Linked DNA regions of Homo sapiens: region 1 is linked to region 2. Evidence: chromatin contacts called from ENCODE Hi-C or POLR2A ChIA-PET data. All regions are on one chromosome and are shown on one strand. Each heading gives the region's core, a stretch centred on a gene start or an enhancer-like site at or near the end of the contact. The rest is flanking DNA. Distances are from core to core; before and after follow the strand shown.

What was found. Hi-C counts contacts between places; a loop is a spot of excess contacts on that map. ChIA-PET counts read pairs that join two places held with the same protein, here RNA polymerase II (POLR2A). Pooled maps may share reads with other maps.
Region 1: a loop to region 2 is called in a map with no recorded cell type, with 6 times the contacts of the local background. The contact joins the promoter of ADPRH here to the promoter of ARHGAP31-AS1 in region 2. A Hi-C loop is called at or near these places in 1 of 168 maps with a recorded cell type or tissue (B cell), 1 of 37 single-sample maps with no recorded cell type and 9 of 50 pooled maps. POLR2A ChIA-PET finds 5 or more read pairs at or near these places in 1 of 52 experiments (GM10248).

The regions. Positions count from the first base shown.
Region 1 is chr3:119,577,738-119,583,342 of GRCh38, reverse strand. ADPRH (ADP-ribosylarginine hydrolase) reads right to left here and starts at 3,851. Exons shown (of 5, transcript NM_001125.4): 1 at 3,492-3,851; 2 at 2,707-2,792; 3 at 876-1,209. The coding sequence starts at 1,173. RefSeq lists enhancers at 935-1,234, 398-1,597, 2,702-2,921, 3,862-3,961, 3,746-4,247 and a silencer at 3,542-3,681.
Region 2 is chr3:119,320,223-119,325,725 of GRCh38, reverse strand. ARHGAP31-AS1 (ARHGAP31 antisense RNA 1) reads left to right here and starts at 2,966. Exons shown (of 2, transcript NR_046748.1): 1 at 2,966-3,112. The region is part of intron 1 of ARHGAP31 (Rho GTPase activating protein 31); the gene reads right to left. RefSeq lists enhancers at 1,581-2,437, 2,438-3,295 and silencers at 2,259-2,608, 2,659-3,018.

The sequences.
Region 1 (5,605 bases), core at 2,602-5,101, 260 kb before region 2:
CGATACATTGTTATTGAGTAGAGTCACCCTGAATAATTTTAAATGGTTGCAAATGTGTCAGCTTAATTAATTATGAGAGATTTAGGTTCTTTCTATTTATTTCTTTATTTTTTAGAGTCAGGGTATTGCTTTGTCACTCAGGCTGGAATGCAGTGGCACGATCCTAGCTCACTGTAGCCTCAACCTCCCGGGCTCAAGCAATCATCCTACCTCAGCCCCCCAAGTAGCTGGGACTACAGGTATGTGCCATGACACCTGGCTAATGTTTTAAAAATTTTTTTCTGGAGTTGTAGTCCCCAGCCTTTTTGGCACCAGCGACCGGTTTTACAGAAGATAATTTTTCCATGGACGGGGTTGGTTGGGGGAGGTTTTGGGACAAAACTGTTCCACCACAGATCATCAGACATTAGATTCTCATAAGAAGCCCACAATCTAGATCCCTCGCATGTGCAGTTCCCAACAGGGTTCAGGCTCCTATGAGAATCTAATGCGCCACTGATCTGATGGAGGCAGAGCTCAGGTGATGATGCTCCTTCGCCCATCACTCACTTCCTGCTGTGTGCTCCAGTTCCTAACAAGCCACGGATCAGTACCTGTCTCTAGAAGAGGGATTGGCTACCCCATTCTAGAGACAGGGTCTCCGTATATTGCTCAGGCTTGTCTTGAACTCCTGGGTTCAAGTGATTCTCTCACCTTGGCCTCCCAAAGAGCTGGAATTACAGGTATGAGCCACCACCATGGCCGTTATTTCTATTTTTATCACATTTACAAACACTATTGTCTCTGTTATTTAAATCTCCATCAACATTCTTAATGATTTCCTCAAGGCTGTTTTATTCTTTGCCCTCCTTGCACCTCCCACCGGCTGTGCTCACCTGGTGCCCGCCCATCCATGTCTTCCATGCAGTCTTGGTAATGCTTAGCAAGGAGGTAATACAGTTGAGTCAACTTAGGGGCTTTCCCAGCTTCCACAAGAGCTTCTGCTGTGGCCAAGTGCATCACTGTGTCGTCACTAACTCTCCACCTTCCCACGTCTAGGGCATCCAAGCCGCCCAGCTGGGCCAACTGCCGGTGTATCTTCTCCCCATCCTGGAGGAACTCCCACTTCCCATTGTAGTACCCCAGGGCATCTCCAGCTGCACTCAGCACCATAGCAGCCACATACTTCTCCATCAGTCCCTCACAATTGCTGGGCTCTGGAGAGGGTGTCTTTGTGGGGAAATTAAGACAAAGGAAATAGGATGAGGAGCAAGAAGAATCAGAAAAAACAACGACTCTAGCTATGTTTTATTGAGCACTCACTACTTGCAGACATTGTATCAGTGGCATCTCATGTAATCCTCATCACTGCTCTATGAGGAATATAAAGCCCATTTTATGTATGAACAAATGGAGGACCATGGAGATAATGCAGTTTGAGAAATGTTCAGTGACTTGTCTCAGGTCACAGAGCCAATAAGTGGCAGGGCTGGGATCCCAACATAGGTCCATCTGACTCCAAAGTCTATCATCATAACTACAACTGTATCTCTTGCCTCTTGGTGAGTAGTAAGCCCACTAAATTCTGCAAGTCAAACCCAGCTCATCATTTGCTCTTCTTAGCTGGGATTTGGCCTTAGAAGTGCAAGGCTTTACACTTCCTATTAGTGTCACAATGTGTAGTTCACAAAGCACCTGCACATTCATTGTCTCACTAATAGGGAGGGATTACAGTATGCATTTCACAGATAAGAAAATGAAGGCTCAGATAAGCTAAATTCACAAAACAAGAGGAGTGGAAGTACTGGAACCCAAATCTGATTCCAGCCAAGCCAGGATGCTTGGTATCACACCACTCAGCCTCAGTCCAGATCTTCTTACCTTGGGCAACCTCTTGGTGCCTCAGCCTCCACATTTATAAAATGGCACTGATTTTAAAAAGTAACAACCTCCTGGATTTGTTGTTAGGAATAAATAAATTAAATTTCATAAAGTTGGCTGGACGCGGTGGCTCACGCCTGTAATCTCAGCACTTTGGGAGGCCGAGGTGGGTGGCTCATCTGAGGTCAGGAGATCGAGACCAGCCTGGCCAACAGGGTGAAACCCCATCTCTACTAAAAATACAAAAATTAGCCGGGTATGGTGGTGCATGCCTGTAGTCCCAGCTACTCAGGAGGCTGAGGCAGGAGAATCGCTTGAACCCAGGAGGCAGAGGTTGCAGTGAGCCGAGATTGTGCCACTGCACTCCAGCCTGGGCGACAGACCAAGACTCTGTCTCAAAAAAAAAAAAAAAAAAAAAGTTCTTAGAGTGCTTGGCACATAGTAAGCTTGATTTTTGACATATTTGTATTATTCATATACAACCAGGGAAAATGGGTGTTCTGTTTTAGAACTAGAACATTTTCTCCCCACAACCTTTCCTTCGACAGTAATGTTTAAATATTGTTTCTCTTAGAAATGATCAGCTTCTAGAGAATTCGAATCTCTATTAATAATATACCCACCATGAATGAAATCCCTGGTAAAGCGCTGGCTTCCCTGTTGGTGCATTTCCTAAGAACCCCCCTCTTTCAGCCAATTCCTCAGGGTTCCCTTCTCCCTGTGGCTTTCAGGTCAAAGCCCTCCATCCCATCCAGGCCAATACTTTTATAAGGGTCTGGCAGACTAGCTCATTCTCCCCTCAGGTGAAACTTTTCCCTCCCCTCCACTTATCTAAACCCTATTTACCCAAGGTCTAGTTCAAGTCAGGAGGCTTCCAGAAGTGCTTCTGCAGCTGCACTGCTGTTGGCCATGGAATGCAGGCTGGAGAGCCCCTGGAGAAGGAGTAAACGACGAAGATGGATGCGTTCCACTACCCAGTTACTGGTAATGCTGAGTTTCTGAGCTCACAAAGGATATTTGTAAATGTTATTTACATAGTTTATTATTTACAGTGAAGCCTAGGCACTGAGATTCTGGGCTACTAGACCTGACAGACACCCGGGACAGCGGTTTGCCCATCTGTAAACTGGAGGGGGAAGTGGGGAGGTATAGGCTCTCGGAAGTTCCGTCCTGCGCTGCGATTTTCAGACACTAGGCCAAGACACTCTGCTTCTTGGCCTCGGAGGACTAACTTTAACCCCCCATACCCTCCCTCTCAATGTCCTCATTGTCCTTTCCGTAATTCCTTCTGGCTCCACCCTAATGTGTGCTTCTGTGAATTGCAAGCTGGGATGGGGGAAGAAGACCGGCATCTTTTTTCGGTTGTAAATTCCCTTTAACGTTCGCTTTCAGAACGCTGTAATTACTTAACTCCTCTGAACTTTCACGGGTCACATTCTCGTACCCGAACTATACATTCAGAACTAAGATCTGATCAGCTGCTTCCGGGCCATGCCCGGCTTTGGAAAGAAACGGGGCGGTTGACACGCTCCCACGATTTGCAAGACTGGGAATCCTCATGGTCGGCCACACTCGGAGAGCGCCAGGGGCGGGGGAGGGGAGCGCGGGGCCGAGGGCCGGGATCGCGATACCTGCTGTAGCCTGGACTGGAACGCGCGAGCGACGGGCGTGGCGCGGGCTCCCGGGGCCGGGGAAGAGGCCTTGGCTGCTGCGGGTGGACGAGGGCGCGGGTTGGGGCGGAGCCGGGTCACCGGGTTCCGGGACTGTCCCCAGATAAGCAGGGTGGCGGCGAGGGCCCCCGCACCTGCGCTTGGCCGCGCTGAGTGAGCTAATCTTGGAGCCTCCAAGGCGGCTTCCTGGCACCGCCGCGCCCTTCTGCACCCAAGCGAGAGTGGACGGGACCTCCGTCGCCCGCCCCAAATGCTCTGAAGAGCCCGGAGCCTGGTGCCCGGAATGTGGCGGCACCGGAAAGCCGGCTCTCGCCTGGCTGTGGTCAGTGACTCCCGTGTGGCCCCGGCTGACGCCTTCGCCCGTGCTCACGTCCGACTTTGTAGGACTGTAGTGGACCGGGTGTGCCCAGATGCTTGAAGAGCGTACTGAGTGTGCCGCCCTTGCCAGGGTTCTGGGCCCTCACGCATAAAGTGGGATAATAATATCTGCCTCTTAGAATGGTTGTTAAGGATTCAGTTAGTTAATTTTAACTAGTCATTTATTTGGCAGCAGCGTAGAATTCTTGTATCCTGATCGTAAATAAAAGCAAAGAAAAACGAAGAGTATTTTTGTCTAAATACATTAATCATGTCACTTTTAAAGCAAATCAGAATCACCATATGCAAATATTCTATATATTTCTCCAAAGTTTTAAATTTGCTATGCCTATTTTCTTGCTGTAATGACTAGCCTTGGTCTGAGAGCTTTTTAAAAAATTGATATATAATTTATATATAATGAAATGTCCTTACACCATAATCGAGATATGAAATATTTCCATCACTTTAAAACATTCTCTTGTGGCCTTCCCAGTGAATAACCATCTCCATCTCCAACTCTAGCCTAAGTGACTTTTGAGTGTTTACAAAAATCAAGTTCACCAATAAGGGAGGCAGAGATCACCTCCAACCCCCTACACCCTCTAGCTCTTAGTGAGCTAATCAGCTGCATCTAGAAGCCAAATTGACACTAGGCAGATTAACAAGAGAAAAGTATACAAATTTTATTAATTTTACATGTACATGGGGATGTTAAGAGACTGAATCCTGAAGAAAGTGTCCAAAGCAAGATGCTTTTATACTTTTTAGAAAAAGAGTGATAAATTTAAGAAGAAGTGACAGGACAAAGAAAATCCGGCTAGGGTGGTAAAAAATTTCTAGGGGAGCCCCTAGGAGATATATGGGGGGTGGGGTGTAAAACAGGTGGAAGATAATGGTTACTTTGCAAGAATGTTTACTCCAGTCCAAATGCCACCTCCAGTTCCAAATCTCTGGTGATGAGAGCTATTTTCTCGCTCTGGCGTGGAGAACATACCTCTCCTAGAGGAATCTTTATTGCTGGCTGCATGCAGGAAGAGACAGCTCAGCTCCTGTCAGGGAACCAGGCTCATTTGTCTTTCACACAGTATGCCAATCACTGAGGCGCACAAGTTTTGCAGTAGAGAAAGGGTGTATTCACAAGGCAGCCAAGACAGGAGACTGGAGAACAGGCCTCAAATGTGCCTTTCCAAAGATGGAATTTTAGGAGTGCTTATGGGATAGGGGAGGAAGGTGGTCCAAGGTTCAGAGAAAGATGAGGTAAGGAAAAGTGAGGCAATCGGTAATCTGAGCAAGCATAGTCAATCTTCATGGCTGTTCATAGAACACATGTTCACAAAATCGTGACGTTAGCATGATCTGAGAGTGGAGTTTTGGGCCTTCTGATGTCAAAAGGTCACCCATTGGACACTCACGCAGGCCAAGATGAAGGGCTGGTGGCTTGAACTGGACAAGAACTGACTCTAAGTTCCTGAAAAATAACTTAAGCAATATTTTCCATGGTGTCCTATCAGAGAAGTTATCTATAAGGAGGCAAGTGGAATTTAGTTATGTATCGTCTAGCTACATGACTTTTAGCTATGCAGGTTTTAAAATCGACTAGAAGCAAGTGACCAAAAGCAAGCAAGGCAAATTAAGTGTCAGGCCTAATCAGGTCAGCCCTCAGTTTTACCCTTTCTGAAACTATAATTTCTCTAATGTTTTCAACTCAAAGTAAT
Region 2 (5,503 bases), core at 1,717-4,216:
TGTTTTGCCCTAGCTGTCAAACAGCCTGCCTTCAGGCTAAGTCATTTCCGTCCCCCCCTTCCCCCCCAACCCCCGCCATCCCCACCAGGTGGATTCTTGGGTATACAGAACTAGGAGAAGCTAGCTTCCCCTCCACCCTTTCTCCCCTGGTTCAAAGGCTCTGGGACTGGCCCATAGAGGCCTTCCCAGAATACAGGACTGCAACAGTGTGAGTGGGAAGAGGCAGACCCAGGGCAGACTCCCGACCCAGCAGTGTGGCCTTAGGTAAGCCTCCTTGGGCAAGCCACTAAAATATGTTGCCTGTAAAGGGGGAACAACATCTCTGAAATCAGCCTGTAGAGTCACAGCGTCTTGGGAAGATCAACAGAGATGATATGTGAATGTGTTTCTAAAATATTAATGTGCATGACAGCTGCGATGGTTTCCTATCCTAGGACAACCATTTCAAATTTAAAAATCTTCCTTTCCCCTACTTCCCACACAACTAAGTAAGAATTTTAAGCAAAATTTTATCTTAGCATCCAAAAAAGATGAATATGCATGTGTAGTATCTGTGTTGATATAGGTAGGTATGATTCAACAGTTACAGCTTGCTGCATCACTAGTTACTAGAAGGCAGTGATTCTGTGACTTGAAGATATTTTAATTAGCACCAAACACACTGAGAGTGTTCAATAAACATTAACCAATGAGGCCTAATTTAAGACGGCATCATATAAGTCCACACTATGCCACTATTGACATGAGGAGTACTGCTTATTGCTTACCCAAATGACACATTTTCACCTTTTAAGTAAAGTATAGCACCTTCATTTAGCCATTCCGCTGATCTGCAAACTGAGAGACCAAGAGACCTTGGTTTATTCAAAATTGGTTCTCTGTTTTACTAAAAGGAGTCGTCCATTAAAAGTTATGCTCAATACTAAATACCAGTTAGAATAGATACAACTGTGCTGCCTTCACCTACACTAAGGGCTAGGGGTTGAGAGTAGAGAAAGACTCCTCTCCCCACTCTTTGTTTTTCCACGTCTATCCTTAAACATTCTTTGAGGATCTGATTCTCGAAAGGGTTTTTGTTGTTTATGTTTGTTTGTTTGTTTCTTTTAATAGCTACAAATCTCCTTGGGAGGGACAAGGAACCTTGATGTGAACCACATGTGGAATACAGCAATGGTACCCAAGCTTTTTGGATTTCACAGATCAAGTTTAAAAGATTTTGGGGGATCTACCTAGGACTGCTAATTTTTTATTTTTCTGAGAGAGGACATCAACCAACAATAACTATCGTATTTCATAACAGAATGGACAATTCAAAATAACTAAAACTATGAAGCATATAGTCTTAGAATAAAGAATTGTCCTGTTCAAGAAAGGACAAGTGTAACCTTAAAATTGTTATAATACATCCGGATAAATTTATTACATAGATGGCCCTACATTTCCTATGGGTCTGCGGTTGTGAGCCACTGTTCTAGACGGCTAGGAGGGTTTGAAGTGAGTTGAGAACCTTTACTGTCCTGAAGATGGGGTAGGGGCTAGACAAGGGTATATTCTAAAAAGAGGAAAGCGCTACTGTAATAATCTTGCCTAGGATTACATACAGATGGGCATAACAGAGTCCCAGGACTTCACCCCTTCGGTGTAGAGCAGGGATGGCAGGGATGGCAAGAGCCCCACTTAGGATACCTGGAAAAAGAAATCTCCGCAGCAAAGGGTCCTTGTGCTGACTTTTCTTTTTCATTTACGAGTGTACCCTCTGTCTCCTTGGGGGCCCACCTTCTTATTCCCAGCAGGAAAGGGGAAGGGGGAGGACAGGAAATGTGGAAACCGCGTTAACAGCCTGATTGTGAACCAGCACTGCGACTGAGATGCGAGGAGGGAAGGACAAAAGTCCCTCCCTCGCTTTTCAAAAAGTAAGCCACAAAAGTTATAGAAACATTTTCTATTAAACATCATCTCCATTTTGCAGAGAACCTAAGGCTCCGAGGACTTGCCCAGGGCCATACAGCCGGTGAGCCCCAGGGCTCAGCCACAGCCCAGGTAACGAGGACAGGGCTTGCTCCAGCCACCATTGGCTGCCTCTTCGGCCTCCCTCTCTCAGGTGAGACAGTATGTCAGGTGAGGCAACTGAAACAATGTCCCTCAGTTCGGATGCATCCTCCCTCTTCGTTTCCTGTCATGAGACAGGTTTCTCCTCTTCCTGGATGTGGTTAAAAAAAAAAGAAGAAGAAAAGAAACAAAAGAAAAAAGGAAAGAAACGCAAAGCAAAGCCAAGCCCAACGTCTTGGCTCTCAGGGTTGCACCTCCTTTCTCTACCCGCGGGGTCTGGGCCGGCGGGGTGTGGCCGCAGCCCTGGGGCGCGAGAAGCCCATCCGGGCCCGAGGTGCTGGGCGGCCTGGAGCGCTGGCTGCCCCCAGGGCCGGCGGCTGTCCCTGGGGTTTCCCCGCTTCTGGGCTTTCCCCGCTTCTGGGCTCGGTGGCCGCGCGGGCGGGCGCCAAGTGACTCAGCCGTCCCCGAGGGCGTTCCGGGAAGCGGCCGGGGGCGCGGGCTTTCCTGTCGCCGCAGCGTGTGAGTCCCCAGCGCCGAAAGGGGATCAGAAACCGCTGGGCGGAGCAGCGGGAGGAAGCTGCGGCGCGCAGAGCAGAGTCAGCGCCACCGTCTTTCGAGCTGGAGCGGAGGGAACGTGGCCTTGACGTTGCTGAAGCTGAAGCGCCGGGCGGGCGCCCGGACCCCGGGGCGGGGCAGAAACGAGTCCGTTCCCTACTGCGGGGCGGGGGCAGGGCTGGAACGGGAGTTCAGGAGGGACAAGGACGTGGAAGGAGCCCAGCAGAGGGCACCCGGGACCCCCGCGGCCGGGCCGAGTTTGAAGGGAGCCCCTCTCCCCCTCCCCCTGGCGGAGCCCCCTGTAGGGTCTGACCTGGTGCCCCGCAACAGGAGCGGGAGGAGGAGCAGGCCCAGAGCGGCCGGGCCCCAGCCTAGAGGGGCGCTCGAGGGGAAGCGAGTGAAGTGAGGGCTCCGCCAGAGCAGCACCCCCTTCCCCGCCGTCCCTCCCGGACTGGCCGGTTCTCGTCAGAGATTCCTTTGTCTTCGACGCTGGTCCCTCCACACCAAGGTGGGAGGCTGAGGTGGGAGGTGGCAGAGCGGTGGGAGTGGGAGCAAGGCCGGAGCGTGGGTGGAGGCGCTGGCCGCGGGCTTGCAAGGATGGCACAAGGGAGACATCCAGGACAAACCATGGGGAACACAGCTGCCACTGAGAGAAGCTGCCCGGAGGAGGAAGGGGCTGCAAAGTTCAACCACCAGGCAAGGCAAGTCCACGAACAAAATCCCGGCTCTAAAAACAGAGCAGCAATTGTCACTGTGGGTTAGACGCTTTGAGTTACCTCTATTTTCATTTATGTCTAAGATAAATTCAAGAGACAAGGAGAAAGTCAGGAGGTTAAAATTCCAGCCTCTGGTCCCAGCTCCCTAAAGCCAGCTCCCTTCTTGTCTTTGCCAAAGTTTGCTTCTATGAATCAGTAATTAACCCCCACTTTTTTTCTTATGTCAGAGTTCCTTCAGTCACAACCAAGAGAGTTCTGACTAATAACACACCTTTTAATCCAGCAATTTTACTTCTGGGAGTTTATTCCAAAGAAATATTACATAACAAAAGAGCCATATGCCTCACAATATTCACTGTGGGCTTGTTCATAAAATTAAAACAATCATAACTATAAATGTCCAGTAATGGAGGCAGGGAATAAACTGGCATATTTATATGATAAACTACTATGGGCCGGGCGTGGTGGCTCACGCCTGTAATCCCAGCACTTTGGGAGGCTGAGGCGGGCAGATCACCCGAGGTCAGAAGTTCAAGACCAGCCTGGCCAACATGGCGAAACCCCGTCTCCACTAAAAATACAAAAACAAGTTAGCTGGGCGTGGTGGTGTGGGCCTATAGTTCCAGCTACTTGGGAGGCTGAAGCAGGAAAATCACTTGAGCCCGAGAGGTAGAGGCTTCAATGAGCTGAGATCGTGACACTGCACTCTGGCCTGGGCAACAGAGCGAGTCTCCGTCTCAAAACAAAACAAAACCTACGGAGCCTTAAAATGTTATATGTAGGGTTTTATAACTTGAATAAAGACTTCGGTTATAAGAAAGCAAGACACAAAATCATATATATATATAATATATATATACACACACACAGTGTAATCACAATATGAAAATGTACATAGAAAAAAAACACTTGAAGGAAATCCACCAAAATGTTACATCTTTGGGTGATAGAATTACATACAAGTATTTTTTTCTTTCTAAAACATTTATGTATTTCCCAATTTATCTACAATGAGGATAAGCATGTATTATTAAAAAGTATGAAAACATTGATTTTAAAATTTTACATATATAGTATATAATTATATATACATAATACATATATATATACTATATATATATATATAGTATATATATATATGTGAAATTGCTGCTGAATAGGAAATCACCGGGCCTGGGTGAAAGATGATAAAATTTACTTGAGCAATTTTTCCACTAATTGAATGATTTTTCTGCAATTTAAAAAGGGTATATGGAAGTTAAAGAGGATGGGTCAATGTTTATACATCTGTATTAGTTCGTTTTCACACTGCTGATAAAGACATACTGGAGACTGGGCAATTTACAAAAGAAAGAGGTTTAATGAACTTGCAGTTCCACATGGCTGGGGAGGCCACAAGTCATGGTGGAAGATTAAAGGCACTCAAGAGAAGAGAGAGCTTTTGCAAGGAGACTCCCGTTTTTCAAAACCATCAGATCTCGTGAGACTTACTCACTATCACAAGAACAGCCCGAGAAAGGCCTGGCCCCATGATTCAATTACCTCCCACCAGGTCCCTCCCACAACACGTGGGAATTCAAGATGAGATTTGGGTGGGGATACAGCCAAACCATATCAATGTCCAAGATATTAGTGAAAGGGAAGGGCATGCCACAGTAGGCCAGAGGAGAGAAAACATCTGAGTTTTAGAATACACAAAAAGAAAATGATGAGATCGCAGCTGATTCTTGATTGGTGAGGACTTGCTGGTTTGTGGGCAGAAGTAATGGAACTTTTAATGGCAAAGGGAAGAATACACTCAAACATTATTTAAGATAGGAGGTAAGGGAGTAATGGGTAAGGTTACTGCATCATGAAAAGTTTTGTTTACAATGGGTTTACTGTATTTATCAGGATAATATTTTTTAATCCTGAAGAATAGGTGTGCAAAATGAATTTAACATCTTCACATTTGGCCCAAGGTTGTTGATACCAGTATTATTATCTTACCTTAGCAATAGGATGAGTATGCTTATTTTGGGTTGGAAAATGCCTAATGATCATGTAGCCCCTTATTTGGGGCCTATTCCTCTTCTATAGGGAGGGAAGGAAGAATATCAAGAAAGCCTCATGTCTAAGTGCCCTGTATCCCTGGAGATCTTTATGTAGCAGCAGAGAATAGACACTGATAAAACCAAGTTTCG